Linked DNA regions of Homo sapiens: region 1 is linked to region 2. A link is a loop called in an ENCODE intact Hi-C map of the cell type or tissue named here. Cell type or tissue: mammary epithelial cell. All regions are shown on one strand. Links, peaks and the distances in the headings refer to the core of each region. The heading gives the core; the rest is flanking DNA. Region 1 has its middle 21 kb from the start of LINC02159. Region 2 overlaps ATP10B (ATPase phospholipid transporting 10B (putative)).

Evidence for each region. A loop is a pair of places that touch in the nucleus more often than their neighbours do. Peaks named below come from ENCODE experiments on the same cell type or tissue, not always from the same donor. Only the 100,000 strongest peaks of a DNase experiment are listed, where the experiment ranks them.
Region 1: it touches region 2 in a loop (2.1-fold over the local background); 3 of 110 quality-filtered maps call a loop at or near these places.

The regions. Positions count from the first base shown.
Region 1 is chr5:160,958,475-160,961,398 of GRCh38, forward strand. No RefSeq gene overlaps it. Among named protein-coding and RNA genes, the nearest start is that of LINC02159, 21 kb to the left of the region's middle. In mammary epithelial cell, for the core only: no CTCF peak of the experiment used is centred there; a DNase peak (open chromatin) is centred at 1,497; H3K27ac peaks cover 1,768 bases.
Region 2 is chr5:160,836,506-160,839,429 of GRCh38, forward strand. The region is part of intron 1 of ATP10B (ATPase phospholipid transporting 10B (putative)); the gene reads right to left. Among named protein-coding and RNA genes, the nearest start is that of ATP10B, 14 kb to the right of the region's middle. In mammary epithelial cell, for the core only: no CTCF peak of the experiment used is centred there; a DNase peak (open chromatin) is centred at 1,426; H3K27ac peaks cover 2,485 bases.

The DNA.
Region 1 (2,924 bases), core at 259-2,758, 120 kb after region 2:
GCTGAACAATGGCCATAGAAATAAGTCCATGTCCTAACCCCTGGAACCTGTGAATTTTACCTTATATGGAAAAAGAGGCTTTGTAGAAAAAAGTAAGTTAAGAATTAATTTTTTTTTTTTTTTTTTTTTTTTTTTTTTTTTTTTTTTTAGTGACAAGGTCTTGCTCTGTCACCTAGGCTGGAGTGCAGTGGCATGATCATAGCTCATTGTGGCCTCCAACTCCTGGGCTCAAGGGATCCTCCACTTGAGTTGCTGGGACTGCAGACACACACCAGCATGCCTAGTTAATTTTTTTATTTTTATTTTTTGTGGATTCAAGGTCTCTCTATGTTGCCTAGGCTAGTCTTAAACTCCTGGCCTCAAGTAAGCCTCCTGCCTTGGCCTCTCAAAGTGCTGGGATTACAGTGCTGAGCCACTGTACCCAGCCAGCAAGTTAAGAATCTTGAGATGGGGTGATGGGCCTGGATTATCTGTGTAGATCTGATGTAATCACAAAAATGTTAATAAGAGGGATGCTGGAGGAGTCAGATGATAAAGTACTGGGATGAAGGCAGAGATTGGAGTGATGCACTTTGAAGATGGAAGCAGGGCAAAAAGCAAAGGAATATGGGTAGTCACTAAACCCTGAAGAAGGCAAGGAAACAGATTATCTTCTCATAGCCTCTGGAAAAAAAAAAAAAACAGGCTTGCTTACACCTTGATCTCAGCCCAGTGAAGCTGATTTTGGACTTCTGACTTTTAGAACTATAACAGAGTCGATCTGTGGTATTTTAAACTGCTAACCATGTGGTAATTTATGACAAATTTGAAATAGCATCAACAGGAAACTTAGACAACCTGAAATGTCTTTGTTTATTCCCTCTTTCCCTGAGTAAAACCCAAAGCCATCATAGTGACCCAGAAGTCCCATGCAGTTTGCTGCCCTCTGTCTACCTGGTAACTCTGATGTCCCATCCTGTCACTCTTCTCTTGCTCACTCTGTCCAGGCAACTCAGCTTCTTTACTACTCACAGACACACAGAAATGCCTCCTCCTGTTTGCCTTTGCTCTTTTTCATATCTGGATTTTCCTTGTCCCCAAATTGTCACAAGACCAGATCCTGGCTTCTTCAGGTATGATTCGACTGTCATTTTCTCAGTGAGGGCTTTCCTCACCATACAACTTGAAATCAGAACACATCTCCCTTCCCTCCCTGAATTCCCTGGTCCACTTGCCTGTCTAATTTTGTTCCAAAGCACTTACCACCATTTGATGAACTCTAGGTTTTACTTAGTTATTGACTAGAATTATATATATACACAAACATATGTATATGTATATATATATAGTTGGATGGATGTATACCACCTACAATGATGTCTACACATAGTGGGTGCTCAAAATATTTTTGTTAGAAGGAATTGAAAGTGAATGAGACACTAACCCATTGCCACATCCAGAGTGATTTAGCATGCAGGCAGCGTGATGGCAGGGCTCCAAGGAAAACCCTGACTCAGCTAGGTGAGTGTTTCTTGAAGTTTCAGAACAAGAGAGGCAGCTGACAAGTTCTGCCAAGGGCAAGTCCTAATTTGACTTACTGACCAAGCTGTGTGTAGTGTAGGCACGTAGAGAATAGCTGAAGAGGAATTAAGGCCTTTTAATGCAGTGGCCCTATCCATTAATATTCATGGTGCAATTAATTCTTGATCTCTGACCAATTATTCCAGCAGTTTTCCCCTCTCTCTTTTAAAGGAGACCTGGGAAGGGGATGGATAAAAAGAGGTTAAAATGCCTTTCCCCTACACAGAGTTATGTCTGTACGTTTGTTTGTTTTTAGAGTCAGAGTCTTGCTCTGTTGTCCAGGTTGTAGTGCAGTGGTGTGATCATAACTCACTGTAACCTCGAGCTCCTGGGCTCTCCAGCATAGCTAGAACTACAGGTACATGCCATCATGCTAGGCTAATTAAAAACAAAATAATTTGGAGACAGAGTCTTGCTATGTTGCCCAGGGTGGTCTCAAATTCCTGACCTCAAGCCATCCTCCTGGATCACTTGTATTATAGGCATGAGTCACTGTGCCCAGCCCTAGAGTTGTATTTAAACTCTCCAGAAAGCCTCAAGAAAGTGAGTCCACATTTCGAGACTTTCTCTCAATGACAGATGACAATTCATAAGCAAAGTTTGGCTTTCTTTTCAGCATAGGGATGTGTTCCATGCAAATTAAAAGCTTCTCAGCAGTCACCCATTAGTGATGCCATGATCTACTAAATTACACACACAAACACTGCACCACGCAAATGCAAGGGAAATTGACTCCTTTGGCACCCAAACCATGGCTAGGATTCAAAGAAAATGCCTGGCTTAGCAGCTGCAGGAATGGCAAATAGACTGTCTTTACCTGTCAGTTCTAAAGTAACTGCCTGAGGTTCTGAGGTCTCACATCCCAAAGCAGTAGGAGAAAGTGGTGCTGTAAACAATTAGCAATGCTGGCTTTGGGTTTAAGAAAGCCACATGTGTCTCAATCTTGGCTGCTTTGAGTTAGAGATTTTTAGAGACTAAGAGAATAACTTTAGAAATTAAGATTAGCTTAACAAACTAATAAGAAGGCAAAGCACTGTATATTTTATATGCCTTCTTTTCCCTGGATTGTTACCTTGGCTGGTGTCCTACTTTAGCAAGGAACAAAGCAAGGGAGGAATGGGTGAAAGGATCTGGTTGAAGCTGCACGGTTAATATGAGAAACAGCAAAATTTCCCAGGTTGACAGCAACTTTGGTTTATCATTAAGCAACTGCATGTGACACACTGAAGGTCAGGCACTCACAGAGCAGTGCTTTAAGGGTGTGGAATCTTCCATGGGTGAACAAAAACCTATTTTCTTCATCCTGATCTATTATTTCTCACCATGTGAACTATTTATCAGAAAATTGGCTCTCTAACTATCAA
Region 2 (2,924 bases), core at 244-2,743:
ATTGCCCTTCCAAAGTTATCTTTCTAAAACTCTAGTCTCATTGCATTATTCTTCACACCCTACATTCTCTTCATTGCTTACTGAATAATACCCTCGGTGAACTACTTGCAAACTATCTTTGCTTCCTTAGCTTTTACCAACAAGGCAGTGAAATTATTTTTCTCCACAAGTTTCCCAGCAAGTTCAGGGTTTCATACATTTGGTCCCTCTGGTTCCTCTGACTCAATCATTCTTTTCCACATATTACACCCATGCATAACCTTCAAAGCTGAGATGAAAAACCACTTCCTTCAAGGAGCCTCCCTTCATACCCAGTCTCTATCCATTTTTTCCTTATATTCCACAGTGTCACAATTCCTTGTAGCTTTTCCCTGAACTGTGAGGTTATGTCAATAGATTCTCCTCCTAGAGCGATCAAATATTCCCTTGCTCAAGCCAAAAATGTATTTTTTTTCTGATATCTCACTTTCCCTTTTCTTAAGGGTTTTGTATTACGACAACCCTTTGCGAAAATCATACTTTGGCTTCTAGGCATATACATACACGATCTTACCACATATTCAGGCAATCAAAGTCTTCCACCTCATCAGTCAGTCCATCATGTTTTCTCATCATTGCTGATTACATTTATCCAACACTACAAATTGTTTGGTTATTATCAGAAAGAGTTTATGGTGCTTTTTTTCCCAACTAGAAAGGTCTTAAAAGCAGATATTACAAAATCAGCTACTATAAATGTGAGTGGGGTGGGTCAGCTACATATTGTTACTATACCTTATATCATACAGAAAATTTAGCTTTTGAAATATTCTCCACAAAATCATAAATGGCTTGAGGTCAAGGGATATATTTAATTCCTCTTAGTACCTGGCATAGTGCCATGCCGTGACCATAACAGGACCTTGTTAAATATTTGTTGAAATGAGTAATTTCTGAAAGGGAAACCCATGTTAGTATTTTTCTTCCTAAAATGTGTTACCATTTTACTTCATGAGAAAGACTCAGCAGAGCTTCTAAAATATAATCAAGATCTCTCTACCAAAATATGATTTTTTTCAGTAAAATCACAACAAAAGGAACACATTTTTAATACTATACTAGTCATTAAAATATCATTTGTTGTAGTTCTCTCTGAAGTTAATAATCCTTTGCAAAGAAGTCATCCTACAGAAAACACAGGAATTGCCTTCAGAGCAGAAATGTAAATAGCTATAATTTATTATCCTGCGTTTTTCAAATATACTACCATCTGCTTTAGCCCTGGAGACCATTTTAAAGTTATTTCCCCATGATCCATCCTCCACCCCATTCTTGCCCTGGAGATACGCCTGTACTTGTTATTAGCTCACCAAGACACAATAACAATTACTGTTCATAAAGGTATTTTATGTCTCATAGAAGTTTGAGCAAATTTATTGGAAGCAAATTCTTTGACATCAGGATTCTGTAATGTAGTTACAGATTGTTGGCATCATTTAGGATTAGGCAATCTCTTACTCATAAACTTTTGCCAGAATTAAAAGATTATGCCGGTACTTAAAAGCCAGCTCCAGTTGTCTTTTCATCTGGCAAAAATCTGAAAGCCCCAGGTTGCTGAACTATACTTCATCAATTCATGACGCCTCTCTTCTCTGCTTTATGTAGCATGAAGTTGGAAAACTACATGGGACAGCTGGTGCTAGACTTCCATTCTGTAGGTTCCTCACATCATACACATTTTACTCATGGGTTCAGAATGTACATTTATCCTAGATTCCTGTTAAAGTAGGTCAGGGAGCATAAGAAAACAGCCCACCTACACCATCAGAAAAACATGTAGATGTAACTTTCAAATTGTGATGTGGAAAGAATCTAGAGAAAAACTTTCACAGACAGGCCTGTCATCTGGTTATCAGGCAGGGCCAACCACTTGCATCTTGAGTGCCAAATCCCATTCCACTTCTGTTCTCTATTTGAGAGCCTCAAAATACTTAAGCCACACCTTTAAGTTTTAGAATTTTAGCTGGACCATTATTTTAATTATGTTAAAAACCATGGAAAATATATTCTTTAGTTGAAAGGACCCATTCAAATATTTTTCTTTGGCCTTCAGAATCTACCTGTGATTTTAATGAATAATGGTTAGTAATGTACATACTTTGAGAAAAAAAAGTCAACCATTATGCTAGACACCAGAGAACGATGTGGAGTAATCTTTTAAATAAGAGGGTTAGGGACATTTTTGATGATGAAATGAAATGAAGGCCAAGACCTGTGATGTCATTTGGACATTTGTCCCTCCAATTCACATACTGAAATGTGATTCCCAGTGTTGGAGGTGGGACCTGGTGGAAGGTGATTGGATCATGGGGGTGGATCCCTCATGAGTGGTTTAGCACCAACCTCTTGGTGATAATTGAGTTCTCAGTTAACATGATATCTGGTTACTTAAAAGAGTCTGGGACCTCCCCCTTCTCCCTCTCTTGCTCCCACTCTTGCCATGTGAGGTGCAAGCTCCTGCTTTGCCTTCCACCATAACTGTAAGCTTCCTAAGGCCCCACCAGAAGCTGAGTAGATGTTGGTGCCATGCTTGTACAGCCTGCAGAACCATACATCAATTAACCCTCTTTTCTTTATAGATTACCTAGTCTCAGGTATTCCTTTATAGTAAAGCAAAAAACTGACTAATACAACCTGAATGAAATGGGATATTGAATTGTGTAAAAATTTTGGGGAAGGGAGAAGGATATTCTGAAGGAGAAAACTCAAGTGTGAAGGACTTCAGATGAGAATATATTTAGGATGACGAAGAAAGTTCAGTTGCTGGAATTCAGTGATTAAGTGCAGAGTGGCAGAAAAAAACCCTTCAGATATGTAGTCAAAAACTATGTTATGAAAAGTCTTATGGGCCATGGCAAAGATATTGGATTTTGTTATGAGAAGGG